Linked DNA regions of Mus musculus: all the other regions are linked to region 4. The links are chromatin loops, found by intact Hi-C in ENCODE. Cell type or tissue: left cerebral cortex. All regions are shown on one strand. Links, peaks and the distances in the headings refer to the core of each region. The heading gives the core; the rest is flanking DNA. Region 1 overlaps Magi2 (membrane associated guanylate kinase, WW and PDZ domain containing 2). Region 2 overlaps Magi2 (membrane associated guanylate kinase, WW and PDZ domain containing 2). Region 3 overlaps Magi2 (membrane associated guanylate kinase, WW and PDZ domain containing 2). Region 4 overlaps Magi2 (membrane associated guanylate kinase, WW and PDZ domain containing 2). Region 5 overlaps Magi2 (membrane associated guanylate kinase, WW and PDZ domain containing 2). Region 6 holds the start of Gm52766 (a long non-coding RNA gene). Region 7 overlaps Magi2 (membrane associated guanylate kinase, WW and PDZ domain containing 2).

Region 1 (4,322 bases), core at 150-4,149, 150 kb after region 4:
GAAAATACCTCTGCTTGGCCCTGCAGTTGACTGTTTACCAATCACAATTTCTTTTATTTCTCTTCTAGTTATCTTTAAGATTACATCCCATTGCCAATGCACATTTTTCTTCAATATTTGTAAAAGATTAAAACTGAAAACTAGCTGCACATACCATTGACTAATAACTGAAAGTCTCATTACAAAATTAAAAATAACATACAATTATATGTATTTGTATATAAATAAATGCTGTTTTGAAGTATGTTGAATGACAAATCTGGATAATTAACTGATGGATTAGTTCATGTGCTTGTCACTTTTATAGTTAGAGCACATTATCTATTCTCTTAGAATTTTTCAAGAATAACGGTACACACCTGCAATCAAAGTACTCAGGAGATGGGTGTATGAGGAGGTAGAGTTAAAGGCCAGCCTGGGATATATTGTGAATTCTAGGTCTACATGAACTACAAAATTAGACCATGTTCCACAAGTGAAATAAAAAGCTTTTAGACACTATCTTGTACAATAGACCTCTTGAAGTATTTCTCCTTTGTAATTGAAATGTGGTATTCTTTGAATACCTTCTCTTCAAGACTAATTTCCAACCACTCTCAGTCCTTAGGAATAAAACACATTACTATCAATTTCTAGGTGATAAACACTTTCAGATTCTGTAGATAAGTAATTTTCCATCATATTTTCAAAGTCAACCAAGGCTGACACAAAGTACAAATTTGAAATGTCTATTCAATGAGGCTATATACAAAGAACTAAGTAGATTAACCAATGAGTCAGCAATTTCCTTTTCTATGGTATTTACATTTTAAATGGAGACCAAGTTGTAATTGCATTTTGTAATTTGAACTGATACGAAAAATCATTTGTTTCGTGCAAGAAGATTGAAGCTAGGGTTAGGGTTGAAGGGTTAAGGTTAGGGTTAAGGTTACAGTTGAAGGTTCCTTTTGCAAAAGGTGGAAACCCACACACCATGAGTAGCATTTGAGGAAAAGTCAGCCCTTAGCCACCAACTGCCCTCTTAATTTCATGTTTGTTGAACTACTAACACAAACTTATTTTAAAGTTTGTCTTATTAACAATGCTTTTTACAAAATAACTTGGATGTCTTTATTGATCTCAATGTGGGACTTTAGGGTCACTATGACATAACATGAGCAGCGCACTGGCATGATGAAGAAGGCTAAAGCAGGGCGGCATAACATCAGAAACAGTGTCTGTCTTCTGCTACAGACTCTGCACCCATTTCTCTCCTCTAGTCCTGTTCTGCATTCTTTATTCAACTTTTCAGTCATTTCCCGAATCTAGCTGTATAAAATCGGGATGATAGACTCTAATCTATTCATACATCATCAAAAATAAACCAATAGGGATGGAATATAGTTCAGTCAGTAGAGTTCCTGCTTATCATTCACACCATCTTGATCCCACATAAAGCAAGTATAGTAGTACATTTCTGTAACCCCAACACTTAAGAGAGACAATAGAATCAGGATCACAGAGCCATCCTCAGTTTGATCACAAACACAGGGAGTTTGAGTTCAGCTTGATATATGAGACCCTGTTTTAAGAAATTAAAAAAAAAAAAATCAGTGGCTACTCTGATTATTAACCAATATGACTTACAAATTGTTGTGATCATAAGGGCTAGTTCAAATTCACCTAGGAAGTTAGAGGCAAAATCAAAAGTGAAAATTCAATCTCTCTGCACCTTGATTCTCCTATTCTTGAATTTTAAACCTAATAGCAACCTACAATCAGGTACAGTCTAGATATGAGGGTGAAATATAGACTAAAATATTCATTAGGAAGAAATGATTTCTCAGTCTATCTACATATGAGTGAATGTATAAGGTCTTCCAATAATTTGAGAAGCATGACTATTGGGTAGCCTGGCATAATTTATCAATATTAAACTTTTCTTAATTTGATATTTTCTTTATTTACATTTTAAACGTTATTTTCTTTTTTAGTTTCCCCTCCAACCCCCCTCCCATCCCCTCCCCCATAACCTTCTCACCAACCCACCCACTCCTGCTTCTTGGCTCTGGCATTCCCCTATACTGGAGCATAAAACCTTCTCAGGACCAAGGGCCTCTCCTCCCATTGATGACAACTAGGCCATCCTCTGCTGCATATGCAGCTAGAGCCATGAGTCACACCATGTGTTTTCTTTGGTTGGTGGTTTAGTTCCAAGGAGCTCTGGGGATACTGGTTAGTTCATACTGTTGCTCTTCCTAGGGGGCTGCAAACCCCTTCAGCTCCTTGGGTCCTTTCTCTAGCTCCTTCGCTGGGGATTGTGTGCTCTGTCCAATGGATGGCTGTGAGTATCCACTTCTATATTTGTTAGGCACTGGCAAATATTAAACTTCTTTTTCCCCCCTAGTTTTTAGGTGTATTTATTTGTGTTCTTGTAACTTATAGCTTTACTATACTTCAATGTCAAAATTTAGATAGCTTATTTACACCTACTTTATTATATATATATATATTTCTTTATTTACATTTCAAATGCTATCCCCAAAGTTCCCTGTAACCCCCCCCCACCTTTTTCCCTTTCCTAAATTATTTCTTGTCCTGAAAGGCAAAAGCATATTTTCACAAAGTGAATTTTCCACTGTGTTTCAATGATGTGGAAGGCTATATTACACCCATGTTAGATCCTGACTATAAACCATAATGCACTAATGGCTAATAGGTTAATATCATAGGAAAGTTTGAAATTATACATTTGTCCATTATACTTAGTGAAGATATTTTAAAAGGTCTGGAATTATACATTTAAAATATGAATTTGAATGATACTAATGAAATGGCTACTTCCTCTGTCTCATTTATTTTGCTGGCTTTCATATTTACTTCTATGTATTGCTATCATATAGTATTTATTATAGATAATATTATAAACTTTTGCATTATAGTAATATAGTATTTATAATTCAATGAATTATATTTACTAAATATAATTTCTACATTTTAGAAAGTAAGATACAATAGCTACTTCTACTGACATACATTATTAAGAAGAATTAAAATTCTACCTGCTACCTGAAACTCTACCAAAATAACAATTATCAACAACAGCAGCAAAACCCCACTATACTTCAATGTATTTATCAAAGGCAGATGTGGCCTATCACCACAATAGCAAGAAAAATCTGTTAGCTGGACTATGACAATGAAGTTTCCTTTTGAAATATTAATTATGGGATGTCTTGGCATGTACATTCATGAGGGTCTTTGTAGTTTTATCAAACATTAGTTAATAAAAATAATACCTTTATTAACTGAAAATACAAGGTGGTTTGTATTAAAGATGTATTCCTTTTAATTTGGACACCAGTTAATTAGTATATTTCATTGTTTAGGTAACTAACCGTCTGAAACTACATTCTTAGCCTAGAGATATATCTGAAGTTTTTTGTTGTTCCCAGATATTTAAAACATGATCAAGTCAATGAGACAGAATCAATTTGCTCAGGTAAGTGCTTGCTCAGTAAATCTCAGTTAACACTTGCTGAATGATAAGTCCCAAATTAAATTGATGCCTTGGTCTGGTAGAGTCCAAGTCAGATGCTACATTTACAGTGTTTTGTTTTGTTTTTGTTTTTTTTTTCCTCTCTCTCTAAAAACAGTTTCAATAAGAAATGTCCCCAAGGAAATAGTCACTACTTCTAAGCAGATGTAACAATGAGCAGTCCTCTGCCCATGCTGCACTCTTGTGCTGAAGTCAGAGTAAGTGCAGACCAGATGAGCATTCTGATCTGACTTGTGAGCAGATATTATTGAATTATCCACAAATTGGTGAATGCTAATCATTTTCTTATTTTATCTAGTAGAACATCCCTAGAGTTCTACTAGAGATTAAAATACTCTTCAATGGGATATTAATGAACAATTTTAGAAATGCATAATTTAATGAACTACAGTAGCTAAACTTAAATTTAAAACTTAAAATATACGCTGAGTGGATTGAACTGATTTTATCTTAAAATATGATTATGAGTTTAGATGAGATAACACAAACCTGGGCTTGTAAAACAAAGAAGATTCAACATTTAAAAACAGTCATAAACCAAAATATTTTTGTATTAACATATAATTGTGATAAATAGCATCATAAGTTCATTCTTGTTGCAATGATTTTCACTTCAATTTACTATACAGAGGCTAGATTAAATTCTGAGTGTTATTGTAGCAGATTACTACAAATGCACTGAATACAGTGATAAGTCCTTGTCTTGTAATTATGGGGACAACAAGTCTAGTGCCATATCAGTTTCCCCTGGTTAAATCAATGTGTTGCAGTACTGGCTTCCAGA
Region 2 (4,322 bases), core at 264-4,263, 800 kb before region 4:
TACTTTTACAAGCTGCAATACCCTTCACTTGAGGCTTCTGACCATATTTGCTTGTGGAACAACTATCTTTATGTACGATGGAAATTAAACTAGGTAGTGTCCAGAGAGTGGGAAGACTCATTGAGACAGCAGTTACATGTGACCTGGCGTGATGGACCCGGCTTCCCTCTTACTCAACAAGTACTTGTGTAAGGAGCAGAATATCTGAAGAGTTGAAGCCTCAGTTATACAAAACATATTCATGACAAAATGCCTTCAGACATTTTGTCTTTAAATATGTGCAGCTACAATAAATACCAATGGATAGCTGACTAATGTTAACGTTTGACAGTTTTTACTGCAGGGACAATCGCTGACCTGCGATGGTAACCCGGGGACATAAAGGTGCATCTATAGATTGTTAGTGTAACAAAAAGCATTAGCAAATTGGAGGCGAAAAGCTACAGGTGGAAACAAAAAGGAGATCAAATAAGGAAAGCAGAAAGGAATGCCAAAGGACTTATGTTCTTTAATGAAAATAAATTAGTTATCATAATGCTTTCAATATTAGAGATTCTAATTTGAGAAATATAGGACAAATACTTTGTCAAAGTGCAAATGAAGAGCTTTAAAATAAGACAATCAAATAGGTAAAATAGAAGATTGCTAACAGAGCAGCTACGTATCTCTGAGTGCCTGGGATGACAGGAAGCCTTTTCAGGAAGGAACTGCAGCGTTGTCAATCTCGATTAAACAGATTATGGTCTTTTGATTATCAAACTCATTATTTTAGAGGCAACCAATTAGGATCTACGAGCTAACCTGCAAAATTCTGACTTACGGCAAACTGCTCCCTAGGATACAATTTTTAAAACCTTTTTTCCCTACTACTGAAAATGTACAGAAATGTGACTTGACCACAGAAATGGCAGTAAAAAAGGCATCACACCAATGAATTCACTAGGTTTCTAACTCATCCTGCAGTAGGCAGGGGACGCTGCTGCTAATACCGTTGGTGGATGCTGAAGGGGGAGCCATGGAAACGTAGCATGGGAGAACAGTTCTGGATGTTTCAAAGAAACCCTTTATCCCCTGTCTAGATATGTCAAGAACGATTTATTTACAACACTTTAGATCAATTAAAAGATATAATCTTGTCTCAGTTTCCGCTTGCTCCGTGCAGTTTGATTTTTTTTTAAGGCGATATTCCAGTTTGTGATTGCTCTGAACTTGTCCAGTTTCTTGATATAAAGTTTGGATGACATCCAAATCCTTCATGCAGTGGGGGGAACTTTTTTCTTTTTCTCTTTTTGAATCTAAAGCTACACTGCACTGTCTCTCTGTGATGTTTGCGTGATTTTGGTTCTTCCGTAGCTGCCAAAGCTCCCACCATGGAACCGGGGGCTTTAGGATCAGTTTAGGTCTGCCTGCGCGCACACCGTGCCGTGCCGCCTACGCGCGTCGCACGCCGGCGCTCCCGGGCTTCGGCGCCTCGTATAGATCTATGCGTGTGACAGTGGAAATAAATTAAAACGCCGTGAGACGGAACCCAGGAAGATCGGCCTGCGTGGAGGCGGGCGGGGGCCCCTCGCCTTGGGGCTCATCTGCCCGCGGCCGAGGCGCCAGGCTGCAGGGCGCCCGGCAGCTTGTCGGAGCCCGGCACCTTCCAGGGCCCCGGCGCCATCGTCGCCTTGCGCGCTGGGCCGCCCCCCGTGGGCCGCGCTGCGGGTCGGGCCCCCGAGCGCACACCCACCTTGGCCTCGGCCTCCCGCGCGCCCGCGGCCCCGAGGCCCTCACGCCGGCCGCGCAGCGCCTCCTTCCCGTCGGCCGCCTCCGAGGCGGGCCTGCCGGCCTCGGGCCGCCCCTGGCCGCCGGGCACCTCCTCCAGCCTGGGCCGCGCACTGCGCTGCGGGCTCGCCGAGCGCTCCCTCTGCTCCCCCAGGCGCTGCTTCTTCTGGCCGCCGGCCGAAAGCTCCTTTGGTTTCCTAACGTCGTGTTCCCTTTGGATATCCCAAGTTGGGTCTGGGCCTATCTGGTGGGAAGGGTCGGAGGGTGGGGCTGGATGTGATGGAGAGAATGGAGAGAGGATGTCTTCGAGGGAGACGCCTACTTCCGGCAGGCCTGGGGCGGCGGCAGCGGCAGCACTCCAGGCGTGGGGTTCGTCTGTGGACAGGAAGCACAGGCGTTAGGGCGCGCCGCGTCCCCGCGCTCCAGCTAACTCCCCCACCCCCATGCCGGGGACCCGGGCTGGCAGCCAGGCGGCTGCTCTCAAGGGCCCCGCCACATCCCTCAACTGCCCAGAGGGCAGCCAGCCGCACCCCGGGGTTCCGTCCCCCACCCGTCCCGGGCAGCCATCGCTCAAGAGTTCAAGGCACAGCTCGGGCCTAATCCCTTTGCCTCAGTCTGCTCTTAATTTCTGGGGTCACGCCTAGCATGGCCACTGACTTGGCAATAAATCACCGGTTCTCAGACCTCACTGTGGAAATACAAGTTGCCCAGCGACCCAGCCCAGCAGGTCCCAGCAGTATAGAGACCAGGTGCTCCTCTGTTTTTAGCAGGCCTTCTGCGATTCTTGGGATGGATCTGAGTCCTCCTCAAAGGAGTTGGGTGTGTGATTTTCTCAGCCGTTAGGTGTCGCTCAAAGCATAGTTCTCAGCAATTGCCTAATAACCTTGGGATTTGGATTGATTCATCTGAAAACTATCATTGCTTTCTTGCCCGAAAAGAAAATCATTGTCTTTGATTTTTTTTTTTTTTTTTTTTTGTAGTTTTAACATGGATGGCTCCTAGACTAAGATAAACGGGACTGATTCTAGAAAGCCTAGCTTTAAGGCCATTGAGGATTTACTCTGTTGCCTTCCAAGCAACTATGTTGACTTTCCAAAAAAGTATATATAACATAAAACAAAACACTGGCCGGAAACCAAGTAGGGGGCAGATGTGTTGGATTCAGTGAGTTAGTTATGACCACCAGCAATAACATTTCCCTGGAATTTTCTTACCCCAAGGCAAAATCAAGCAGGGAAATTCAATACAGGAACCCTTGATATTTGTGAGGAAAATGTCTCATGACCTTTGAAAAGATCTTAAGTTTTATAATTCTCAGAATGTTATTTTCTCTAAGGAATTAGTATATGAGTGGGACACAAAGAAGCCACATTTATATTGAGTTCTGGGTGGCTGTTGATTCTTTTCCACTAGTAGGTGGTAAGGTTAGTGATCTTGAGTCCGCCCAGCTCATGAATACCAGGAGCCTGCTTTGTTTTAAAGTTGAGATGTGTATATGGTACTTCTTCTGATGGTGACTTAGACGAGGACAGGAAGAGGACAGTGGAGTTGCTCTCTTCCCCAACAGTTCTGGCCACCTTTAAACTATCAGAGTAGTTGCACACACTTTGTCCTTTGCTGTGAGATCTGAATAGGTCACTCTGAGTACAGCCTTATCTTCCTTCTCTCCATAAACTGATGTCCATGAATCTTTTCAGTTTGGAAACCAAGTATCCTTGGTTACCTTCGGAATAATCTGGAATTAGTCGATGTGTTCAGTGGAAACCCCTACTGTGGGCTACAGTTAAAAATCAGACTAGCATTTGATAGAAAGCAGCAACTTGCCAGTGTAGGAAAATATGCCTGAAACAGTTAAACACGAATTCTAAAGACCTGGGGGGGTTAGTGCCCAGGACCATGGTGATGACAGTTTGCATGTTAATAGCTCGTACTCCCACCATTATATCACATATGGCCGAGGCAATGAGCTGGCCTGAAATCACTTCTGAGACACAGGGAGAGGGTAAGTAGCTTGACCAAAATTATTGAATGAGCACCCTAGAGTAACATTTGGGTTTCTTTACCCATTTTACTGAGTGAGAAAATTGTCCCAGCCTATTGACATGCAAATAAGATTAAATCAAGTGACACAGACCTTAGTGGCCATCCTGCCTAAAGGCGACCGGCCCCATCTCCCAACAGAGCACTTAGCATTTGTTCCTCAGAACCACGTAAGGTATTGAACAGGAGAGTTCTGGTCAGACCATGAGAAAGATTAACTCACACATGGAGGTAGCTGCCCTTGGCTTGGCCTGGGATCGTCTCTGAAGCCTTATTCTTTGTCCTTCTCCTCTTTCCTATCTCCAATCACTCTTTATGATAAGCTAGAAGATGGGCTTATCTACAAATGCAAGTCTTACTATAAAAAGATTTTTTTCAAGGGATTTTAATAGGCAATCAAATACTTAACTGAAGGAGAAAGGAAAAGTTTTTGTGTTCTACCCCACTGAACCCAGTGGTGCTTTAGTGTCAGCTCCAGAGGATACCTCTGTGTATTCACCTTCATATACCACGGC
Region 3 (4,322 bases), core at 150-4,149, 380 kb after region 4:
CTCATAAATACAAGACTGATTTTTTTTTTGTCCTGCAGCCAAAGTTTGTGGTAGTCTTTTGCAATAGTCTTATCATTTAGTTATGGGGGAAACCAAAGCCATGATAGTAGTATTATTTCATATCAAGTAAAGGTACATATATAAATGTCTATGTATGTCATATGTATTTTAGATTATAATATAGATATGCTTCTTTACTACAAGCTATAATAAAACATTGAATTTCAGTGAATTATATGTGGTTAAGGTAATGAGTTAACTGTATTCTACCTTTCTGGTGAACAAGATGACACAGTAAACTGTTTCAAAAATTAAAAAAAAAAATCACTTTAGCAAACTTGCATGCATATGCCAGCTTTGAAAGTATAGTTGAAGTTTTGAAAGGTTAATCACAAAGAACAGGTATTGCTTACTTGAATTCTCACCACTCAGGTCTATAGTTTAGAAACTGTTAAAGAATGAAGGAACCTGGCAAACAGGGATATGCCAGTGCAACACAGTATCCTCAACCATGAGAGGCAAGAACCTTAATGCACAGACAGGACTTACATACCAATTTTAAATGTACTGATTCTATAACTATAGATCAATCCTTGCAGAGCAGAGACATGGAATTGGATTGAAGTGTTTACATTCACAACAAAACAACAGACAACAATGAAGTCATCTTTTTCTTATCAAATTTTGTAAGAGATGATGATAGAGATAGAAATGTTATTGGCGGTGATGTAAATTGATATGTATCATTTGATTCTCTTGTTCAGCAATGTGTCCAGGATCTAAAATGTTATTTTTTTGACCCAGTTATTCCATTTTATACAATTTCTCCAAACAGGAATCGTTTGAAATATGCACCCTAGTTCAGCTATTCTTATTATTTCTTATAATGATGCTAATTATATGCTCTGCACGCTCTTAAGTAGAGCAACCTGCAGTAAATGCATGTTGTCATTTGAATACATTTTAATGGAAGAGGAAAAAAAAACTCAGTCTAAAACCAAAATAAGCTAAATCAAGACTTTCTACTTTTAAGTAGGGAAAGATGATTGGAAGAAAGTCAGAAAACAGTGATTTTTCTTAGACATGGCAGAGAGTGTGGTTAATTTAAGTTTTCGTCTTTATATTTCTCCATTTGTCCACATCCTTTCAATAAGTGAATAATCTTTCTCTAACACAACAGCTCCATTTACTTTGAAACCATCTCAACTCCCTGCTGCCCTTCTGATCCTGCCATACTGTGGTTCTCCTAAAGGAGGAGATTAGGATGGCTTCAAATTCACACATTCCTTTGTTTTCCTTATCTAAATTGGGTCTCTGAAAAATGAAAGCCTGGAGGTGTTGTAAACTGTTCATTTAAGTACAATTAAGCAATCCCCCACTCAAGTCTCTTTTGTGTTTGGCTGTTTTTTCTTTATGTAAACCTAGGAGGTAGAATTCATCTCTAGTGTTTTCATTCATCTCCTGCCTCACCTACTGAGAACCAGAATTTGCAGGAGCTATCAAATCTGCTAAGACAATAGCTTCCTATTAAACACGAATTAATAAGTTAATCCTGTAGAAGATAACAAATCTTGCAACATAACTGCAAATGTTATCATCCCTTCAGCTTCAGCATAAGGAGTGCTGACTACTTTATATCACAAATGAATGTAATGGACACAAAGGAGTTGCAGTCCAACATCCCTTTAAAGAACTGGGGTGTTAGCAAAGACTGTAATCTTGCCCAGGGTCTCACCTGGTCTTGAAACAGCCCATACCAAGTGATAGACTCAGATGGGAAAAAATAAAGTCTTTCTCTTTGCAGGCTGATGTAGGAGAGCACCCTGAAAGGCCACCTTTTGGGGTTGGGTCTGCACAGCAATTAGAGCTTTCCTTCTGATGTGGCATTGGCTCATACCTTCTTTTCTACAAATCTTGACCTTGGAGACCATTGGAAATAAATCTCATGCCAGGTAAACACAGAGAACAAACCTAACGTGAAACACTGAATCGGTAATCTAGATACAGGTGAGCTGGTGGTCTAATTAATTTTTTAATGTCATAAGTAATGAATAAAAATGTAGAATTAGAGATAGTTATAATAATGGGAAACACCCAAATCATTACCTTAAAGCATTATAGGCTCTGTAACTACGTTATTGGTTATCATTATTAAAGGCCATTAATTTATACAATTGTATAATATACTGTAGTCCATATCCATGAGAATTTGAATATAATTAAACTTGAAATATTTTTGTGAGAATCTATTCTAAACAGAAACACCTTTTTTTTTTTTTTTTTTTTTTTTTCTGTTGCAAGCTCTTTAAGAATTTCACCATTAGTGATCTGAGGCAAGCAGCTGACTCTGGCCCTTGCTCTGATCCTCCTGTGGCAAACAAGACCATGCAAGGTTAGCAAACTGAACCTTGACACTGACACTTCTCACAGTGTTTAAAGTGTTGTAGAAACAGCAGTTAAGAACTGCTAAATCAACCTGCTGGTCTTTGAACTGAAGCTCTTTGCTGCCCTCTGTAGACAAGTCAATGTGAAAATGGCAAGGTCCTTAACACAGAAACCATTAATTTTATTCAGTTATGATACATTTGTTCTGAAATATTTAACTAAACAATGGACCAAACAGAGGATCTCTTAGTCAACAAGGACTTAGAAATTCTTTTCTGAGATCTTAATTTTATCACGTTAATAAATTCCCATATTTTAAAATCATTGCACCAAAATAAGCTACATATTTGAATACACTGGGAATGTAAAAATATAGCAAACACATATGTGCACACGTGTGTGACCTGAAGAATCAGCAGTTTTAATTTTTTGAGTTTTTAATTATTGTATGTATTTTAACCATGTTTCCAGAGTAAAATACTCTAGACATTAATATGGACAGAACATTTTGTAATAAAATGAAGAAAATCTAGGAAACAAATCAGAAATAAACAAATGGTATGCCAAGTGTGATATCACAGGTGCTTATTACTTGTAATACTTAGAGGAATGCATATCAAACCACCATAAAATACAATCTCACCCTAATCCAAATGGCTGTTATTAAAAAGAACAAACAACAATAATGTCCATAACATTTTGAAGAGTGAACAACTGCTTCACACTGCTGATGGGAATGTACACTAGGAAAGCTTTAAGGTAATCAGCTAAAAACATAACTGCTAGCTGATAAAAAAAAAAAAAGTCCCCATCACCGAGCATTTATATAGAGAAGGGAATCAGGATGCCAGAGAAATAGCTCCGTCTCTGCATTTATTGTAGCAGAATTCACAAAAGCAATGAGATGGAAACAATGTAAATGTTCATCAATTAGTGAATACTTAAGGAAAAGATCTTCCATCTACTGCAATGCAAAACTACTGAGCCATAAAACAAATGGAATCTTTCCTTTGCAGCAGCATGGGTGCAAGGTGGAAGACGTCACCTTAAGTGAGACAAGTAAGAGGCCAGAAGTCACGAATGCTGTGGCTCTGACCAGGTGTGGAAGGCTATGTAAGTTGGTAAGAAGATGCAGTGTAGAAAAGTGGTGATCAGACACTGAGAAAGGAGAAAAGGTAAGTGAACACACAGATTTTGTTTATGATGGATATTAGCTAGGTGACGGATGGTATATATCAGAATAATATATTTATCTGTTTTTAATGATGCTTCATTTTAAATATCAAATACCCAAAAACATAGTTTGTAGGAACTTAATTGCAAAGACATAAATATTTGAAGTGATAGACTTGTCATGATCCTGATGTGATCACTACATAGAGCATGCTTGTATTGTACTGTAACCCGTAAATATTAATAGCCATGTGTCAAATCAAATGTAAAAATCTTCAAGAGTCTTATAACTTATAGAAGAAATATTCTGTGACTAAAAACAAAAGCTAGTGGTCATAGTCTCACTTAAGAGTCTTCCTTGCCTTTGATAAGATGCTCATGTCTGCTTCCTTGTTGCCATCTAGGAAAAGAATAACTCCATATTGCAATTGAGAAATCTCTGTGGACCCTGCAAAGCTATAGGTATGGTGGGAAGGATGGAGGAATCATAATATAATAATGGCAGCTAAGAGCTGAGTGCTTACCCTGTGCAATCCATGGTACACATACTTCACGTAAGTTACCATTCGATCTTGCTAAACATTGCAAGCTCTTTGAATTTGTCAATCTTGCCATTTTGTTGAGAATGGCATTCTCTGAAATTTGATCAGAATGTATCTATTTCTACAAGTAAGGAAGGTCTACATTTTATTTTAAAGAGAAAAAGCTTGTCTATATCTCATACTAGTTATCTCAGTGAGATGATTTTATTCTTAGGCAAGTTG
Region 4 (4,322 bases), core at 58-4,057:
TACCTATGCATTCTTAATTTCAAGATCCTGATGGCCCAACATGAGAAGAAAATGTTAGGCAACCCTCCTTATCCTGACAGTGGGGACAGTGATACAGTGATGGGCCTCAGAATGCAAATGGACTTGGAAGCCAAATCTCTTCTTTTTTCTCACACCTTCCTTTGTACCACCCTGCTCCTGGCCTGAAAGCCAGCAGGAACTGGAATTTCTTGTCTTCAAAAGAAGACATAGAAACCAATACCTGATTTCTCAAAAAAAACAATGCACAAGCCTAGATAATCTTAACATCACCTCCCTCTGCTCCCCTTGTTGGCTCTGCTGTCTGACTCATTTCAGGAGTCTTATCTCACAACCACAAGAAGACACATTAAGCCTGGCTGTGGTGGCGCACGCCTTTAATCCCAGCACTTGGGAGGCAGGGGCAGGTGGATTTATGAGTTCGAGGCCAGCCAGGTGTACAGAGTGAGTTCCAGGACAGCCAGGGCTATACAGAGAAACCCTGTCTTGAAAAAAACAAAACAAAACAAAAAAAAAACAAAACAAACAAACAAACAAAAAAAGACACATTAAAGAGAGGGGTCACAGACACACTAACAGATGGCTTTGAGGGTTCCACACTCAGATTTAGGTCCAACCTTGTTTTCTCAATCCCCTTTTCTACATGGTTGTCCACGCTTTATTGACTCTAAGTGTAGGCATATTCTACTGGAGCTTTGGACCTTTAAGCTAAAGGCTTCCTCATCCAATGAAATTGTGATCAAACAAATGTGTTGCATAGTCTTTGTCACTTTGCCATCTTTTGGTATAGAGGTGTGTTGCATGTAGCTTTTGCTACCCCGCCTAAACTCTAGGAATGGGCCCTACTGGCAGCCCCAACACAGCTTCCCTTTAATCCATGGATAAAAGACACAGACACACAGTTGTATATTTTCAACTTTGCCTTCTTGGCATAACTCCTGAGCATTATTAAACTCCCTCTACTATTGTGCCTTTATCAACACTCTTAGCTCCACACACTCCACCTGCCCTAAACTTTAGTTGCTCAGTGGCATCTAGCCCCTGATAAACAGCCTGTAGGAGTGGCCTGTGCGGTCACGGGGCTGTTCAACTTTTCTCCATCAGAAGCATGGCAAACTGTCTCTCCTCCCTATCATCCCTCTCTTGCCCCAAGACCCAAAAGTCCTGCCTACTCCTTCTGCCCAGCAATTGGCCCATGGCTTCTTTACTGACAGATCAAGAAGTAAATGGGGAACAGGATCTTAGCATCAAAACTTCTCCTACAGGGGTGTCTACATAATAAGGGTATTCCATATAGTATGCAGGGAGGGAGCAACTATCCTATTGCCTTCTACAGCCTATAAAAAAAACAAAAACAAACAAACAAAAATTTCTCTCATACAACCACCTCTTGCTCCCTCAAGACTGAAGTCAAAGAAAGGGAACATTGCCTGAATGATAGGGCCATCAAGCTGAAAAGCACACAGTCCCTTCCATAAACACCTTCTAAGCCAGACAGAAAATGAGTACCAACTATCCACCGCTTTGTATTTTTAAAGTGTTACCTTGCATGGAGATATCTAATTTGAGCTTTTTCAAATAAATTATATGCTAACTGGCTACAAAATTAACTTCAGTTTGTGCTACAAAAATTGGCATCCAAACATTGGACAGTAAAAAATATCTCTCTGCAGAAAAGTAAGTCAGCTTAGACAAATTTAGGAAGACCTAAAATTTTGCAGGATGAAACATGCAAGGATTTGAGCTCTCAGTCTCTTAGAACCACAGTGGCTGGTTCTATATTCTTCCCCTTTAGCATTAGGTGTTTCAGTTCCAAATTCACTCACAGTTTGGCTTTAGTGTATTTTGTTTTGTTCTGTTTTGTTTATTCTTAGCCTTAAAAAAAATTCCTCTTTGGCGATAGAGGCAATTTCCTTGAATGTATTATGCATGGTGCTGCCAGTGATAGAGAGAGATGGGCCTTCTATATTTTATTACACAGCATGTGGGATTTAGCCCAAATGTTACCATAAAACAAAGTATAAGTTCTTTGATATTTTAAAAGATATTTATCTAGTCTTTTTGTTATTTGATTAAAGTCAGAGGGTCATATTTAAAGAGGCCTATCTAAGCTTATCAATGAGGTGCTAACTTAAAATAAAAACACATTAATAAAAATATTATAGCCACTAACTAGAGCCATTGTTCTAAACCATCTCCTACTACTTCCAAACTGCTGACATAGGGTGAAATAAGTCGACATTTGTCTGCTCACGTTTTTACACACTATTCATTGAACAAATCCTTTTATACTAGGCACAAGGCTAAGCACAAGAAGGGCCCAACACAAACCATCTGAGATACTTAAACTATGGGTACCATTAACATAAAATAGAAATAGCAGTCTATAGTACAAGGCGTTGTGGGGATTCGGAAAAGGAAGACAGTTCTTCTTAGTGATAGGAAGAGCAGTAGAAAAGGGTGAGATTGACCTGAGCTGTTGAGTGTATTAGTTATCTAGCCGAGAAAAGGGCATCATGATGACAGACACAGCAAGCTGGCAGGGAAGCAAACATGGAGACCTGTGCAAGGTGGTGTGGCTGGACTGCAGGTGCTTGAGCACCTCAAAGCACAGGCTGGGTCTGGGTGGCTCCTGGCCACTAGCGAAACCCTTGTCTTCGCTTCTCAGGAACTGTATCATCTTTCCATTCTGTAGTCTTTTCTTCTTCTTCTTCTTCTTCTTTCTTCTTCTTCTTCTTCTTCTTCTTCTTCTTCTTCTTCTTCTTCTTCTTCTTCTTCTTCTTCTTCTTCTTCTTCTTCTTCTTCTTCTTCTTCCTTCTTCTTCTTCTTCTTCTTCTTCTTCTTCTTCTTCTTCTTCTTCTTCTTCTTCTTCTTCTTCTTTCTTCTTCTTCTTCTTCTTCTTCTTCTTCTTCTTCTTCTTCTTCTTCTTCTTCTTCTTCTTCTTTTCTTCTTCTCCTTCTCCTTCTCCTTCTCCTTCTCCTTCTCCTTCTCCTTCTCCTTCTCCTTCTCCTTCTCCTTCTCCTTCTCCTTCTCCTTCTCCTTCTCCTTCTCCTTCTCTCCTCCTCCTCCTCCTCCTCCTCCTCCTCCTCCTCCTCCTCCTCCTCCTTCTTCTTCTTCTTCTTCTTCTTCTTCTTCTTTTCTTGTTTTTTTTTGAGACAGGGTTTCTCTGTATAGCCCTGGCTGTCCTGGAACTCACTCTGTAGACCAGGCTGGCCTCGAACTCAGAAATCTGCCTGCCTTTGTCTCCTGAGTGCTGGGATTAAGGGCGTGTGCCACCATGCCCGGCTTCTGTCTTCTGTTTTTAACCAACTTCATTCTATTGTGTATATAATCCAATATGTTATCCTATTGCCTCCAAACTGTATTTGCTTGGAGACCCTGTTCTCAATGAACAGGATGCTGCAATTACTGTAGTCTCTTATGTCACAAAGAAAGAATAGATTGGCAAGTCTGCTTCAGCTGCATTCACATGTCCACATTCAGTTTTGGGGATGGGGGTGGTGTGGTGAAGGTCTTCAGAGAAGGTGACAGCAGGGCAGACAAACCAAAGTTTGTGAGAGATGCAATTGTTCAGGGAGAAAAGCTTGAGACGATCAAGTGAGCTATAGAATAGAGACAAAGGTCCCAGAAGCTGTTGAGAAGCAAGCCTCACAGAACCTGAATCAGGCAGTGTCAAAAGGGCTGTGAATGTCACACTGAAATGCAGATCTCCCAAGGAGCAACTAGTTCCTGAAAGATGCTGATCTCATTTTGAATTCTATACTTAAGAAACACAGGACACTAAAAGTAATAGGAAAACTACACAGTATTAAGGAAAACTGACTTAGGAAGACAGGTTCAAATTTCATACTCATGATCCCTTGTAAGTTAAATGAGAGACTTGCTTTTTAAATTTAAATTTGCTGTTCTAGGAAGGCTGAGATGACTTTTCAAAACAATATGAAGTAAATGTGTGTATTTTTCACCACAAATATTAACATATAGGCAATACTCTGTGCAATTTCCCCCTCCTGTAAGACCAGGAGAACATTCCTAACTTGCCTACTGTTGCTAACTATATGAGGGTTTTGTTACAGGTGTGCCAGACCCACTGTCTTGTACCTGACACCCCTTGCTTTTTTTCATCTGCTTTTATTCTTCAAGAACTTCCTGACCACACTGCACTGCATATGAACCAATTTCTCTCCTCTCCTTTAGTTTATACTTGTGTTCTGCAGGCTACTGCAGCCTACGCAGTCAGAGGGATGACACTAATAAAACACTTCCCTCCGAGTTCAAAGGCATTTAATTGTTTAAAATTTATC
Region 5 (4,322 bases), core at 235-4,234, 350 kb after region 4:
TTGTTCAACTTGATCTACTTCAAAGAGCCTACAGAGCATCTGGCTTCTGAATCCCTGCCACTCCAGAGCTGAAATCTCCAGGGATTTTAATTTCTGAATTTATTTTTAGGGAATCAGAAGTACATTATGTCTGACACATCCATTTTCTCTAGGCAGGGTGGTACTTGTAAAGTAGAGACATGTGATTTGTAATTAGGGCATTTGGGTACAGTGTGCTCGGGGCAGCTCCTCAAAACACGTGTTCCACTCATGCAGGGCCCTGTTGCATGAGAGGACAAAGATTTCCTTCCTCGATAATTTGGGTTTAAGAATAGGAGAAAGAACTTAAGTTACTAATACATTTGGAAAGCAGCCCCACATCTTTAATATTCCTAGCTGTATTGGGAATCACAAGAGACATTGACTGGAGACTTTTACTTTAAAGGATCTAAACACTATACTTGTGCCTCTTCACACCTTATAGTGTGAGATGTGAATCGTTTGTGTTTGCTTACTAGGTGAGAAAAAAAGTCTTGACTTTGCACTTAAAATCCCACTCTGTATTGCTAGGTTGAGTAATTCTTTGGAAGTACAAGATCAGAACAGACGCTTGACAGAGTGGGAAACAAATGAACTCCAATCCCACAGTCTGCTAGCATCGCTCTGGCCTCTGGCACTCACATCCCACACGTCCTAGCCAGTCCCTTCCTGCTGCTGAGACCTCATGGGCTGATTTATGAGTCTCATAGTTTGGAAGGTGCATCTATGATGTGATTAATTTTGGTTTAATGTTCCTTGGTCTGGCCCCCTTGTCTCCTTGACTGTTACAACTTCCTGGGCAATTTCTTTTTCCTTCTAGTGGGAAGCATTGGTTATTCTGGGCAAATGTTTTGTCCTGATGGAGTAGAGCAAAATTTGTTTTTCCTGTGCTAATAGACTCTGCTGTATTTATCTGGCTAAACCTCGGACCCAGTGCAGGAGTCTCCTTCAGATGAACAAAGGGACAATCCAGTGGCACAATGCAGGGTTTATAAGTAGATCTCCAGCTTAGAATCCCAGGTAACCACTGACTGTATGGGACAACATGTTTGGATTACATATCGCTTTTTCCTAGCTGCTGGTCTGGAAAAGTAGAGCTTGTTCTTTGGTATTATGATGAAAAAATCTGTAAATGAAGACATACAGAATCATCCCAAATAGCATGTGGGTCATAGAAAACAAAGGTAACCTATCTCCTCAGCTTTCCCAGAATTCCATAGTTTAAAAGCATCAGGGAAAGGGGGGCATTTAAAAAATAATTCTGACTAAATACATTTTACTTATTCCCACAAATTCATTTTCAGCTTACTTTGTATCCCCACAAGCCTCCCATACCCTTGGTGGCTTTCTTAAAACTATCAAGGCCGTCATTCTGTTAGAGTTCTGCAGGTGAGGATATTGGGGTGCTTCAGCCTGGGAGCTAAATGGTGCCTCCTTTCAATCCACTTGCACCACCCGAGCAGGTAATAGAAGAGGCTCCTGCACCTCACAGCCTGTTCGTGACAGAAAATGTCAGTAAAACTTTTGATGTCCACCCAGGGCTAAGATGGACATTTTAGCACTGACTTCAAACCTACAGGTGAGCCTTCCCAGGCTTCCTCTCGCCTAAAGAGAGCAAATATGCATAACATTCTTACTTTATTCACCCTTTCCAGCATTAAGGATCATACATCCAGGAAATCTGGGATATTATGTAAAGACCAAATCTAAGAATACTAGGATAGAAGAAGAGAAAAAACCCACACGTTCTTTACATTCCATTACTTTATCTAATTACCTCTCTGCCTCTCTGCAAAAAGTAAATTTTATATGCCCCATCCTAGACTCTTAAAAATCAAGGGACCAAGGGACAAAGCAAAAGAGGCCAGGCCAGTACTTGAGGACTTTAGGGGAAGGGGTCAGAGTGGATCACAGGCATGCCTAGGTAGAGGTTGGTCCAGTGCATAGCTGAATCTCACAGCTTGAATTCAAAGGAGCTGGGATCAAGTGCCAGTCAACTGGCCTTAGCTACAAAGCACTGGCTCCCTGTCTGTTACCCAAAAATGATAAAAATTCCCAACCCCAGTGCCACTGTGACAGAACGGATTGAGGCTTTCAGGGTGCAAGAGCAGGTTGGCTTGCTTGGGTTTGCTGTAAAGCAACACTTCCTGCAGAAGGTGAACTCTCAGTAGCCCTTCCAACACTAACTCCCACACATGGTGATCTGAATGTACGTTTTCATACTTTCTGTAGTAGCACTCACCAGTGAACACAGGAAAGGGCTTCAGTGAGTGGTGAGCTGAGGTGTGGGGTACTGGGCTATGCACGGACAGTCTGGTCTCCAGTCCACCTGAGGTCTGAACCTCAGAGTGGCAATAATTCACCTACATGGCATGGTAGAGTAGGCGTTCCCTCATGCTCCTGGAACTCTGGCTCCTGTCAAAGTTACCGCCCACACAGCACCCCCCCCGCCCCCCCAGGAGAAGCATGGTTAGTAGTCACTTAGGCAATGTCTCAAGCTTCTGACCGTCAGGCTAGACTCCTCCCCAGTTACCTAGCAACAGCAAAGATAGCAGCATACTTTAAGAGGGGCTGTTTGGCCCCTCCTCACTCTCTCACTCCTCTTGCTCTTACTCCTCTTACTCCCTTTACTTTCCTCTCTCCTTCCCTCTCTCCTCTCACTCTATGCCCCCCTCTCCCTCTTACTCTCTAGCCTTCTCTTTCTCTCTTCCCCTTCTCTCCTCTTGGACATGGCCAGTCTCTTTTTTCTCTTTCCACCTTTTCTCTTCCCCCCTGCCTTTCTACAATAAAGCTCTAAAACCATAGACTGTCTCTGTTCATCAAAGCCTGCTGCACTTGGATGATGGGATAGGCTTTCTTCTAATGAGCCATTTCTAATCTCCCCATGGAAGGAAGGCCTTCCTGTGCTCCAGTCAAGGCCTGCTGCGCATACTCTTGCCTGTGTGGGAACCTTTCTCCCTAAGCCCTCTCTCCCATAACCCTGGGGCTATAGGGTGTCATACTGAGGACCCCTGGTTTCAGGAGCTACCCCTTGTCCACCCCCTATCGAGTGAGGTCAGTGGCTTAGATGCCCACCCGGGGCCGAGTAGAAAGTGTTTGGTAGCCCTCCCGAGTTCACCTGCCCAGATGGCCAGATGTGGGCTATCCTCTCTCCCCCTTCTTCCTTTGCCCCCTTTTAGTTCCCACACTGAGGTATAATGAGCTGTAGAAGGGACTTGAATATCGATTTTTGTTTACATTTTGAGGGGCCACAGTCTAGATCTTCCATTCTTACGGCTAAAGATGTCAACTGAATTGTAAACCCATGCAATTGAATATATCCATAGTGAAGAAATCTATGTCTTTTCTGAAGTACACACTGAGGCGCTCCTGCTGTGGCATTAGTTGGTCTCTAAGTAATGAAATTTCCAAATATATGCTCTTAAAGTTGAGATCCTATCTATTGCTGTCCTCTAATTCTATATTGCCCTATACTTTTCTGCCAAGCATTTTATTTTGCATTTCATCTATATCCATTGCTTGGGTTTATTTTGTTTATCAGACTTGATGCTTGTTTTTTAATATACTCATTAGTAACTCATTTCATCCACTGGAGTGTTCATGCCTCAAGCCTCTCTTTGACTTTCCCCCATCCCTGGAGAGCAGAAGAGGGTGAAGAGAATTTCCAGCTGCAAAGTGGAACCAGGAGTTTCCTGAATTGGGACAAGACCCAGGTCCTCTTTGCTCCTTCCTAGAATGCTATTCCAAGGTTGCATTTGTATGTATGGAGTAATTTGCATGCTGTGTGTTTTGGAAACTGTGTAAGGAAGGAAAAATGGTCATGTCTGCCTCCTCAGCTCATACTAACTATATTCTGGGACATTGGCAAGTATGCTTCTGGTACTGGTATCAGCTTTGGAGTCTATCAACAAATCAAATAATCTTCTGATTTTATATGGCACATTTCAACCCCTAACATGATTACCATATGGAAATATTAATTTCTCTTTGATGACTGAATGACTTCTATTATAACATGAACCTAGGCATGGGCTTTTATAGATACTTTCTTGGGTAGGGCCCAGGTTTTTATTAAACTAATCAACTTCTAAAGAGAACTTCATGAGAGCTGCAATTTAGCCCAGCTCCGATGAGCCACATTTTTTCACATGACTTTCTATCCTGTCTGTGTCAGCTCAGGATATGGGTAGTGTGAAGGTAAATATGAAATTGTTCCAGTGAATGATGCAGTTTTCACCGAGGACCCTCTAGTAAAGGACACTGATCCACGTGATGAGTTTGTCTTTCCAAATCTTTTTCAATTT
Region 6 (4,322 bases), core at 178-4,177, 160 kb after region 4:
CACAATACTGAGCACTAGTGACAAAGACAAAGTCACGGGGTCGGGGGCAGGGGGGACTGCGCTAGGCATGTGTATACATACACAAGCACTATTCAACTATATTTACCTGTTTCTTGAACTGAAACACTCAGAATTGATGGTGATGTGAACAGGGTTTAGAATCCCAGGAATTATTATTATCAAGACCCTTTCAGGGCTAGCATTGAAAATAATGTAAAAATCAGAACCTGTTTGTGGGTTAAAATGTACAGCTATAAATTATTGCACTTTTTCCTTTGTTGGTTAAACAAAAATACTTTGAAAAGCCCAAGAAGGGTTTCTTTGACACCACCATGCAGAGGTTCTGGGATTAACGTTTTCTATTGTGTCTCAGGCTACATTTGCTCTTAGATGGCAGGGGGGGAATTGTTATTACCGGCTGAGTGAATGCCGCAGCTCTCTTTCTGATAGGGTTAATCAGAAAGGAATCAAGGCGCCAGCTTTGGGCTTCTGAATTAATGGTATCTTGAAGGAGATAAAAAGCCGCAGCAGTGAATTTATGAAGCCAAGTCTTCAAAATGACCCAGAACAGCTCATTGGTATAAGCCACAGATCTAATTGGCTAAAATCAAACAGGACCGGGAGTCTCAGTGCAGCTGGACCCGAGGCATGTTGTGGCATTGTAATAGGTAATAAGCCATATCACATGGAAAAGTCCTGGTCAGAAGAATCCCGGAGAATGTGTTACAAGAGAAGCAGGTTTTGGGGGCATTGCTGTGAGCCTTACTGCAGAGCCGGTGGTGTTTCTTTGAGACCGTGAACAGCTTTACTTGTTTTGCCTAGTTTAGTCCTCGAGTGACGCAGAAATCTAGAGGGAGGAATGTCTTTAGACAGTATATGGCAGGAAGGTTATTTTATACAGAGATGCAATGTGTTGCATAGAAACAGGGAGCCTTTCTTGAGCTACAGCTTTCTTTCCAGCTGCCCAATCAGCTAAGACAACAACTCTGTCCTCTGTCTGCCTATGCAAGATAGTTGGAACCCTCCTTCTCTCCACTTTTCTCTGATGTCTGGTGGTTTTATTTGTTTTGTTTTGTTTTTTGTTTTTTGTTTTTTTCAGGAAAAATCCTTGACTTTTGTCTTTTTCTACCCATGAGGCTGCCCACAGATAGGTTGTCTCTTATGCCAAAGCATGTGGAGCCTTCCGATTTTCAATCTTCCCCATAAACAAATGCTTTCTAACCATTTGAACTATTCTTTTATTCCTGGGAAACATTTTCCTTTAGCCTTACTGGCTGTAAAGAGTTTCCTGATCTGCTACACACACACACACACACACACACACACACACACACACACACACACACACACATACACACACACACACACAAACACATACACACACACATACACACACACACACACACACACACAGAGAGAGAGAGAGAGAGAGAGAGAGAGAGAGAGAAAGAGAGAGAGAGACAGGCATTTTTTTTATATTCTTACTTTAAAAAAATATAAATGTACTTGATTCTGTTCCTCCCATTGAATGTCTTCATTTGGTCAGCTCGGGGATTGACCCCAAGACCTCAAGCATGCTATGCAAGCATTGCCCCTTGTCCCCGTTTCTCTTGATATTCAAATCTTCACCTTTCAATGTCTATGCCAAACCTCGTTTTATGTAAGGCTTCTCCAGATCACATTGTCTCTGAATTCGCCACTCCATCCTCCAAACCAGACTTTCCTATTACGCTTCCAGTTACATATTTTAAGCAATGTGAAAACTGTTCATCTAAAATAGAATTCGAAGTCATGTTGGTACAGATCAATCTACCATATGTTAGGGAAAGAAAAAAAAATGTCAGATTTGTTTTAGTTTTCAAAGTCCAGCATATTAGCTAAAATGTTCCCCTACATAGCACAAGTCCCACAGGAAAAAAAAAAAATCCTGCTGCTTCTATAAGCCAGGTTGCAGATGCTGCACCAAGAGCTGACTGCCTCACGTCAGCTGCTATGCTTTTTATTACTCACAAAATATGCCTTCCCTTATTTTCTCCCCTTTATTTTTTTTTGGAGCTTCAGTAGATCATTTATTTCCACTAATGCACACTGATGGTAAACTTTCAAGAAGGAAAAAAAAATGTCCAAAAGGAGACAAATGGATAAATACCATGAATAGATTTTTTTAAGTTGTTTTTTTTTTTCCCAAAAAGTTTTTGCACCCTCCCTTACTAGGATATCTATGGTGATGTAGCTATATCTGGAATACATTTGGTGTCTCTGTGCCAAAAAGTACAGCTGCTCTCTTCAAATGCAACATTTGAATTTTCTGTCAGCTCAGGAATACTGACTATTAATCAGAGGGGAAAGGTATGCTGCAAAATTGCTGGAGAGCTCTTCATCATTCCAAAAATTTGTGTACTGGCAAATTTTTAGAATGGAAAATAGTAATACGGAGGCTCAGCGGCAGCAAGCTACATACAGTGGAGCAAAACCTCGTAAGGCGTAACCAACAGGTAGGTAAAGATACAAGGAAAGTGCTATAAATGCAGCTCCAGTTGTTCAAATGTACTTGCCCTAATTATGCCTGGGGATGGAAGTGTGCCCACAAGCCCATCTCCTGGAGGGAGGGGGCGTGTCTGTCTTATCTCTCATTCCCTGCCATGGAGAGAGCAGAACCCAGGGCACAGCCACTGCAGACGAAGCAGTTATTAGATTCCAGAATGAATGAATTCATGAATATATATGTTTTATTAGCAGCTATCCCCCTATTCTCCAATATTACTTGGGCAGGTTGAAATATAAGAAATGAGCATTACTTGGCTAATATAGAGTTAAATGGGCATGGACTATTTGACCACTCTGAGCCTTGGGTTATCAATTTCTAAATGAAAGGAAGGGCTTCCTGCTTGTACCAAAGGGTGGTTTGAAGACTGAATGGTGTTTTTCAGATGCATCTTACAAACACTAAGGTACTGTAATATACAATGCATCGTTTTAATAGAACGTTATTTGAGTAACGTTAAATTTATTCATGGTTGTTGACCTGATTATTTTTAATGGTTAAGTATATAAAAATCAGAACGCAGAGTAAGGTTTTACCAAGGCTGCCTCTTGGGATTCTCATATGAGGTTATACTTTCACAACTGTCGGAACAGATTATGCAGAAATTTAAAGATGCAGAATATTTGCTGGAGAAAAACACATGGCTCAGGGATGTGTTGCTAATTCTGATGGACTTTACCACACTTAGGTTGGCTTGCCCCGTCTCAGGACCAGGGAATGGCTGCAGGTAGAGTTGTGCATGGTGTCTGTGCTCTCCCTTGTCTTCTCAGTAACTGATTGTTTTCAGTACATGCTTTTCATGTTTTGATTAAAAATTCATTTTAGGAAGATTATGGATGTGGAATATTTTTTAGAATAGCTGCTGGCAACATTTAGTGGGGACAAATTATCCAATTTTCCCTTTGAATACTCCAAGAGAATGGCTTATTATTAGCAGCATTTCTCCCATTAGAATTTTAGTAGAGACAACTTTTTTAATTTTACAGGAGAGATACTTCCAGTACATTGTCTTCTGTTTTAAAGTCACGTTTGAGAATGTGCATGACCAAGACTCATTAATTCAAATAAAACTAGCTAATTATATACTTTTTCATAGGCGTTAGACTTTTTTTCCCTAAACAAAACAAGAGAAATCAAAATTCCTAATATTTGTTGTTTTGCTCTAAGTATAAAAGTTGTAAATCGCTCAAGTTCCTGTAAAGCAATCAGAACTGATCTGTCTTGATTCATGGCTCTTCACTCTTAGTCATGCAGCACATGCTAACCACTAAGTGACACACAGTAAAAACACCTGGTTACAAACCTCTGGGAGCCTAGGCCTTACTAGATGTGCAGTTTCACCTTTGAACAGAAGTATACTGTCTCTGCCTTTACTCCTGCATTTCTTTCCCACACCTATTGCATTATATTATTATTATTATTATTATTATTATTATTATTATTATTATTATTATTATTATTATTTTGAGAAAGGATCGTACTACGTAACCCTGTCTGGTTCTCTGTAAACCAGGCTGGCTTCAAACAAAGATCTACCTGCTTCTCTGTCCCAAGTGCTGGGATCAAAGGCATTTATTAATCACCACATCTGGATGTCCTTTTAAAAGGTATCTTAATGTGTCTGGTCACCTTTCTCCCCTATTTCATTTACTACAATGTCCTCCAATCTGAGGCCTAAACATAATGTTTTCACTTTTGGGACAAGTTTTAATTCTCTGAAGCCTTCATTGGCTCAGTGGCAGCACTCCCACCCCAGATTCTTTTTTTTTTTTTTAAT
Region 7 (4,322 bases), core at 71-4,070, 320 kb before region 4:
CTGATTGAGGTAACCCTCCAATTGAAGTTGGTCCCCTTTCCCAGTGACTGTAGTGTCAAGGTGACAAAAAAAAAGTAAAAAAAAAAAAAATTACAAAAAACATAACAAAACTCCTCAACGCTAACCAGCACAAACATTAAGATCCGTGAGTTATGAAATTCAGAGGCCGAGGAAATCCCCTTTTCCTTTAGTCATTCCTGTGAGGCAAGGAGAAAATCCTACCTGTAACGTTCCTCAGCTGTATGAGCAGTCAGCAGCAGAGGGACTGGATGGGACGCTAATGGCTTAATCAGGTAATGTCTGTGAAGTCGACCAATAAATAAATCATCTAGCAAATATGCCAGCTTTTACCCATCCCTCAATTTGACCTCTGTACACCTGGTGTTGCCACATTATCAAGTTTCAAGAGGGTTGAAATTATTGTGGACATGTTCATCTGGTCCTAGTCAGATATCAACATAATCCATTACTTTCCACTTAACTGAGGTGAGTATTCTGAACGTGGGGATCAGGAAACAGGCACGAGGCATGGTAGTGTTTTATGACAGAGGAGAAGCACGAACCTCAGTGAGAAGATCACAGGTTCCTGTGTGTGTGTGTGTGCTCGCACACACATGTGCCTGTGCCTGTGCCTGTGCCTGGGTGTGTGTTCAGTGGGTGCGGTGTACATGTTTACCAGTGACCATTTTGTACCAGGTAGGGGAATACATCAGGAGATAGGCAAGAGGCAGAAATGTCCCCCCTTTTCATCCACACTTGGCTTTTCTAAATTCTTTATCTCTTTTGGAGAAAAGTAATTTCCAAGTTCTTTAGACTATCCATAAAAGCAAATATATCTATGGATAAATATTAAGGGGCCATTAGTATGCCACCACAGGAGTCAAATTAGCATTTCTATACCACACTAGCCTAGGTCTCAAACACTGGCTAATTTAGGAAAGAGCTGTGAGCTCCCAGCTTTGCTGAGTTTATATAAAGCATTTCATTACAGAATATGGATTTTTAGGTTGAACTAGCGTTAGCAGTGTGTCACTTTAATACATTTTGACAGATTGAGTCTCTTATAGTTAACAGTATTTTTAGCTGTTCTTCAGAAATGATTCTGAAAGAAATGTGGGTAGTAGTTACCTCCAGTAATTGTCTTAAACATCACATGAAGACCCAGCACAGTATTTCTCAATAGTGGCGCTCAGCAGCCTTGTAATTTGCATGCTCCTCCAAGATGCCTTACAAAGGGGATATTTTTAATGCCTTTGGGAGACAACACACTAAATAGCTTTTCCACTTCCCTCAAATTATGTATTTTAAACCTTAATAATTCCATTTGAGGATAGGATTTAATGGTGGGCAGGAAACCACACAAAATGGGATCGTTGAGAGTTCCCCCTACCCCCCCAGTCTGGATGCTATCTCTTCTTAAATTCAAGGAAGGAATGTCTTTTCATTTTGCTAGCTAGGGCAGATTCAGGTGCTTGACATCAATTTTCTATATCTATCCAAGATGTGTGTCACCAAAAATGACATTAAAAGGAAATGCTGCTGCAGTATAATCTTATACTGTGCTTTTCCCCGATGGGCTTATTTATACCAGGCTTTAACAGAGATGGACCTATTTAGGTTCCATTTACACAGAGACTGTTCTTATTCTAGTGAATAAATGGTACATGCATTTCCATGAGCTTTGAAACATAGTAATGTCTCAATTTATATGTTTCTATAGATGAAGCTAAATGCTCATGAAAAGAATCAATAGCTATTCAGGTTTAGTTGATGTCATGTTTAATAACCTTGATGAAAATCCAGAACGCATGGCTTGTCCTATCTACCCAAAAAGCTCATGTTAAACTACACATTAAGCACTGTAATAAACGATAGAGGACTATAATAAGCCAGAATTGGAGAGTCATTCTAGTTTAAATTCATATCCCAATACCTTGGAGGATATGCACAGATTGACCTACAAGTGGATCAGGAGTGCCCATACATGTTGTGCCCTTAACCTTTGCCAAGTTGGCAAAGCATCAAGTTAAATAATAACATCTCATCTTCTCACGCAAAACGTGCTTCATCTCAACGGGAGAAGCTACTTATAGCACAGCAGTCACGTGGAGGCAAAGCTGCAGAGCCTGCCTCTCACTTCTGATTGGTTCCTTGTGGCTGAAAATCATCATGCATCCACTTTACAGATGCAGAAGCAGAGGTTGAGAAGCCCTGGGTAACTTGTCCAAGGTTACATAACCCACACATGGAGCTGAAAGGACTGGAGTAAACCCAGAGCCAAGCAGTCCCACACTCATGTGTTTGACTATCTGAAAGGAGACATGTGTGTTGTTTCCCAGTCTCTTTTTCATAGGAACATGTTTCTCTCCTCTACTAGTGGTTATCAGGGATCTAGTCTGATCTCCTGATAGTCATTTAGAAGAAACTTTTCATACGACTTGAAGGTTGCAATCACTAAATCCACTGAACGTGTTGAATGCCTTGTGCTCAGCAGGTATTTGCCATATTAAACTGCATGTGCACAGAGAGCACTCGGGGTGAGCAGGCACCAATAATGCCACTAGAAAAGTGTTCTTCCTGAAGTCAACTTAAATTTCCGATTCAAGACACTGGCAAATTACATTTCAATCCTTCACATCTGACTTCTTCCCCCTAAAATAATTTTTCTAAAGAACTCATATTTGTGTAATTTGCATACAAATATTAGGTCTCCGGATTTAAAGTAAAGACTATACTAAAATAATGATTGGAGATATAGCTCAATGGTAAAGTGTTTGTGGAGTCAGCATAAGACCTTAGGTTTAAGTCCATGTAATGTCAAAAAAAAAAAAAAATTAAGTTAATCAGAAAATGCTACAAACAGGTATTCAGTGGAGCAGAACTTAATAATTTTTCTACAGTTTATGCTGTGCTTTCTCCCCCATCCCATATTTTTCACACTTCTTGTTTCACCCCCGTCAGGATTCAAGCCCCATTCTTAGGAGCAACTCACTTCAAAGTCATCTTTAATGCATGCTTTCTTTCCCTTCTCTTTCTGTTCGATTTCTTTCACCTTTATTCTGACTTTTCCATACATTACTAGCTAGGCCAAAACAAGGTTTCTTATATTCTATGCATTCTTGGATGGTTTTCTTTTACAATTTAAATTTGATGAGTGCTACTAATTCAATGTTTCTCCCCATTCTCTGTAAGTCAACAGGTTGAGTCAGGAGATAATTGAAATGTGTGTGGACATTCAAGTTTAAAAAGCAGTCATTGTGTAGTTTCAGAATAAAAGTAAGACAGACTGTTGACTGCATTTTGCTAAAATCTAAACTAGAGTTATTTAAAGTCATATGAATTTATTCCTATATCATAGCCAAAACAAAGCAAAACAACTCAGGATTATCTCCTTTTCCAAAGACTTTCTCTTCTTTCTGTATTTTCATTCAAAAAGAGACCATTAGAGGCTCAATAGATATAATTGGTTGGAAATATATTACCTCTAATTAATTTTGGATATTTTCCCTCATGATATGATTTATTAAAAGACTTACTTTATGAGTATGTGAATTCATATAACATTTCTTTACGTGCATGTAACAAGCATTTTCCAAAAGAAATTTTATTATAACTATTGTTTTCCCTATTAGAGATATACATTTTGTAAGATTTTGCCTAAAATACTTATTTCTTGTCTGAAGTTTAACCATGAATCTTGTGCAGGTACAGAAAACCATGTAGGAAGGAAAAATATGAAGTGTATCTATTATTTTTATAAAACATATAAAGCAAATGCAGTCAAGCTTTGTGCCTGGAAGTAACACGCCGTGCCGAGAAGAGAAAGTGGTTCTCTGATGTTGCCAAGTTAAGAAAAAAGGCTTCTATTTCTTCACAATAAATTCCCAAAGTATTTTATCTTCTAGCTGTGGGAAGCTTTTTTTGCTGGACATGATTAATGATGATTTACTTAAACGTAACAAGATACAGAAATAGAAACAAAAAGGAAACACAGTGTGTGTGTGTGTGTGTTTACAGGTTAAAACAATTTCATCTCTTACACAGATTTGAAAACCAGCTGCACTGCTAGCATTTTCCACATGTGTTTCCAGTGTCAAAGCCCGTCATTGAAAACTGCATTATTTAAGGTGCCAAAGTGTCCACACCACTCTTGAAAATGGTAGGAAACAACAGGTTCTCGTTGCCTCTTTGGGTTTTTTATTTGTTTTGTTTTGTTTTGTTTTTTGTTTTTTTGGGGTTTTTTTTTGCCAGTCTGTCTTGAGTCACTAACTAAACTGACTCCCAAACAAAGAAACTATGTAATGGGATCCCCAAAGCATGTC

The links. Peaks named below come from ENCODE experiments on the same cell type or tissue, not always from the same donor. Only the 100,000 strongest peaks of a DNase experiment are listed, where the experiment ranks them.
Region 1: it touches region 4 in a loop (2.1-fold over the local background); 6 of 42 quality-filtered maps call a loop at or near these places.
Region 2: a loop joins it to region 4, with 3 times the contacts of the local background. A loop is called at or near these places in 3 of 42 quality-filtered maps.
Region 3: a loop joins it to region 4, with 3 times the contacts of the local background. A loop is called at or near these places in 4 of 42 quality-filtered maps.
Region 5: it touches region 4 in a loop (2.1-fold over the local background); 3 of 42 quality-filtered maps call a loop at or near these places.
Region 6: it touches region 4 in a loop (13-fold over the local background); 6 of 42 quality-filtered maps call a loop at or near these places.
Region 7: it touches region 4 in a loop (2.1-fold over the local background); 2 of 42 quality-filtered maps call a loop at or near these places.

The regions. Positions count from the first base shown.
Region 1 is chr5:19,754,026-19,758,347 of GRCm38, reverse strand. The region is part of intron 2 of Magi2 (membrane associated guanylate kinase, WW and PDZ domain containing 2); the gene reads right to left. Among named protein-coding and RNA genes, the nearest start is that of Gm52766, 11 kb to the right of the region's middle. In left cerebral cortex, for the core only: no CTCF peak of the experiment used is centred there; a DNase peak (open chromatin) is centred at 2,155.
Region 2 is chr5:20,699,890-20,704,211 of GRCm38, reverse strand. Magi2 (membrane associated guanylate kinase, WW and PDZ domain containing 2) reads right to left here. Exons shown (of 23, transcript NM_001170746.1): 23 at 1-2,142. The coding sequence ends at 2,086. Among named protein-coding and RNA genes, the nearest start is that of Gm52763, 20 kb to the right of the region's middle. In left cerebral cortex, for the core only: CTCF peaks have their summits at 959 and 2,603; DNase peaks (open chromatin) are centred at 1,024, 1,407, 2,091 and 2,571; H3K4me3 peaks cover 1,723 bases; H3K27ac peaks cover 3,050 bases.
Region 3 is chr5:19,520,496-19,524,817 of GRCm38, reverse strand. All of the region lies in intron 1 of Magi2 (membrane associated guanylate kinase, WW and PDZ domain containing 2), which reads right to left. Among named protein-coding and RNA genes, the nearest start is that of Gm25335, 7.2 kb to the right of the region's middle. In left cerebral cortex, for the core only: a CTCF peak has its summit at 2,515; a DNase peak (open chromatin) is centred at 2,484.
Region 4 is chr5:19,902,127-19,906,448 of GRCm38, reverse strand. All of the region lies in intron 2 of Magi2 (membrane associated guanylate kinase, WW and PDZ domain containing 2), which reads right to left. Among named protein-coding and RNA genes, the nearest start is that of Gm52765, 140 kb to the right of the region's middle. In left cerebral cortex, for the core only: no CTCF peak of the experiment used is centred there; a DNase peak (open chromatin) is centred at 1,685.
Region 5 is chr5:19,549,454-19,553,775 of GRCm38, reverse strand. The region is part of intron 1 of Magi2 (membrane associated guanylate kinase, WW and PDZ domain containing 2); the gene reads right to left. Among named protein-coding and RNA genes, the nearest start is that of Gm25335, 36 kb to the right of the region's middle. In left cerebral cortex, for the core only: no CTCF peak of the experiment used is centred there; DNase peaks (open chromatin) are centred at 493, 1,523 and 2,135; H3K27ac peaks cover 934 bases.
Region 6 is chr5:19,743,528-19,747,849 of GRCm38, reverse strand. The region is part of intron 2 of Magi2 (membrane associated guanylate kinase, WW and PDZ domain containing 2); the gene reads right to left. Gm52766 (a long non-coding RNA gene) reads left to right here and starts at 2,317. Exons shown (of 3, transcript XR_003955726.1): 1 at 2,317-2,495. In left cerebral cortex, for the core only: no CTCF peak of the experiment used is centred there; DNase peaks (open chromatin) are centred at 817, 1,738, 2,298 and 2,551; H3K4me3 peaks cover 1,154 bases; H3K27ac peaks cover 2,646 bases.
Region 7 is chr5:20,222,281-20,226,602 of GRCm38, reverse strand. The region is part of intron 5 of Magi2 (membrane associated guanylate kinase, WW and PDZ domain containing 2); the gene reads right to left. Among named protein-coding and RNA genes, the nearest start is that of Gm25761, 110 kb to the right of the region's middle. In left cerebral cortex, for the core only: no CTCF peak of the experiment used is centred there; DNase peaks (open chromatin) are centred at 1,064 and 2,154; H3K27ac peaks cover 2,073 bases.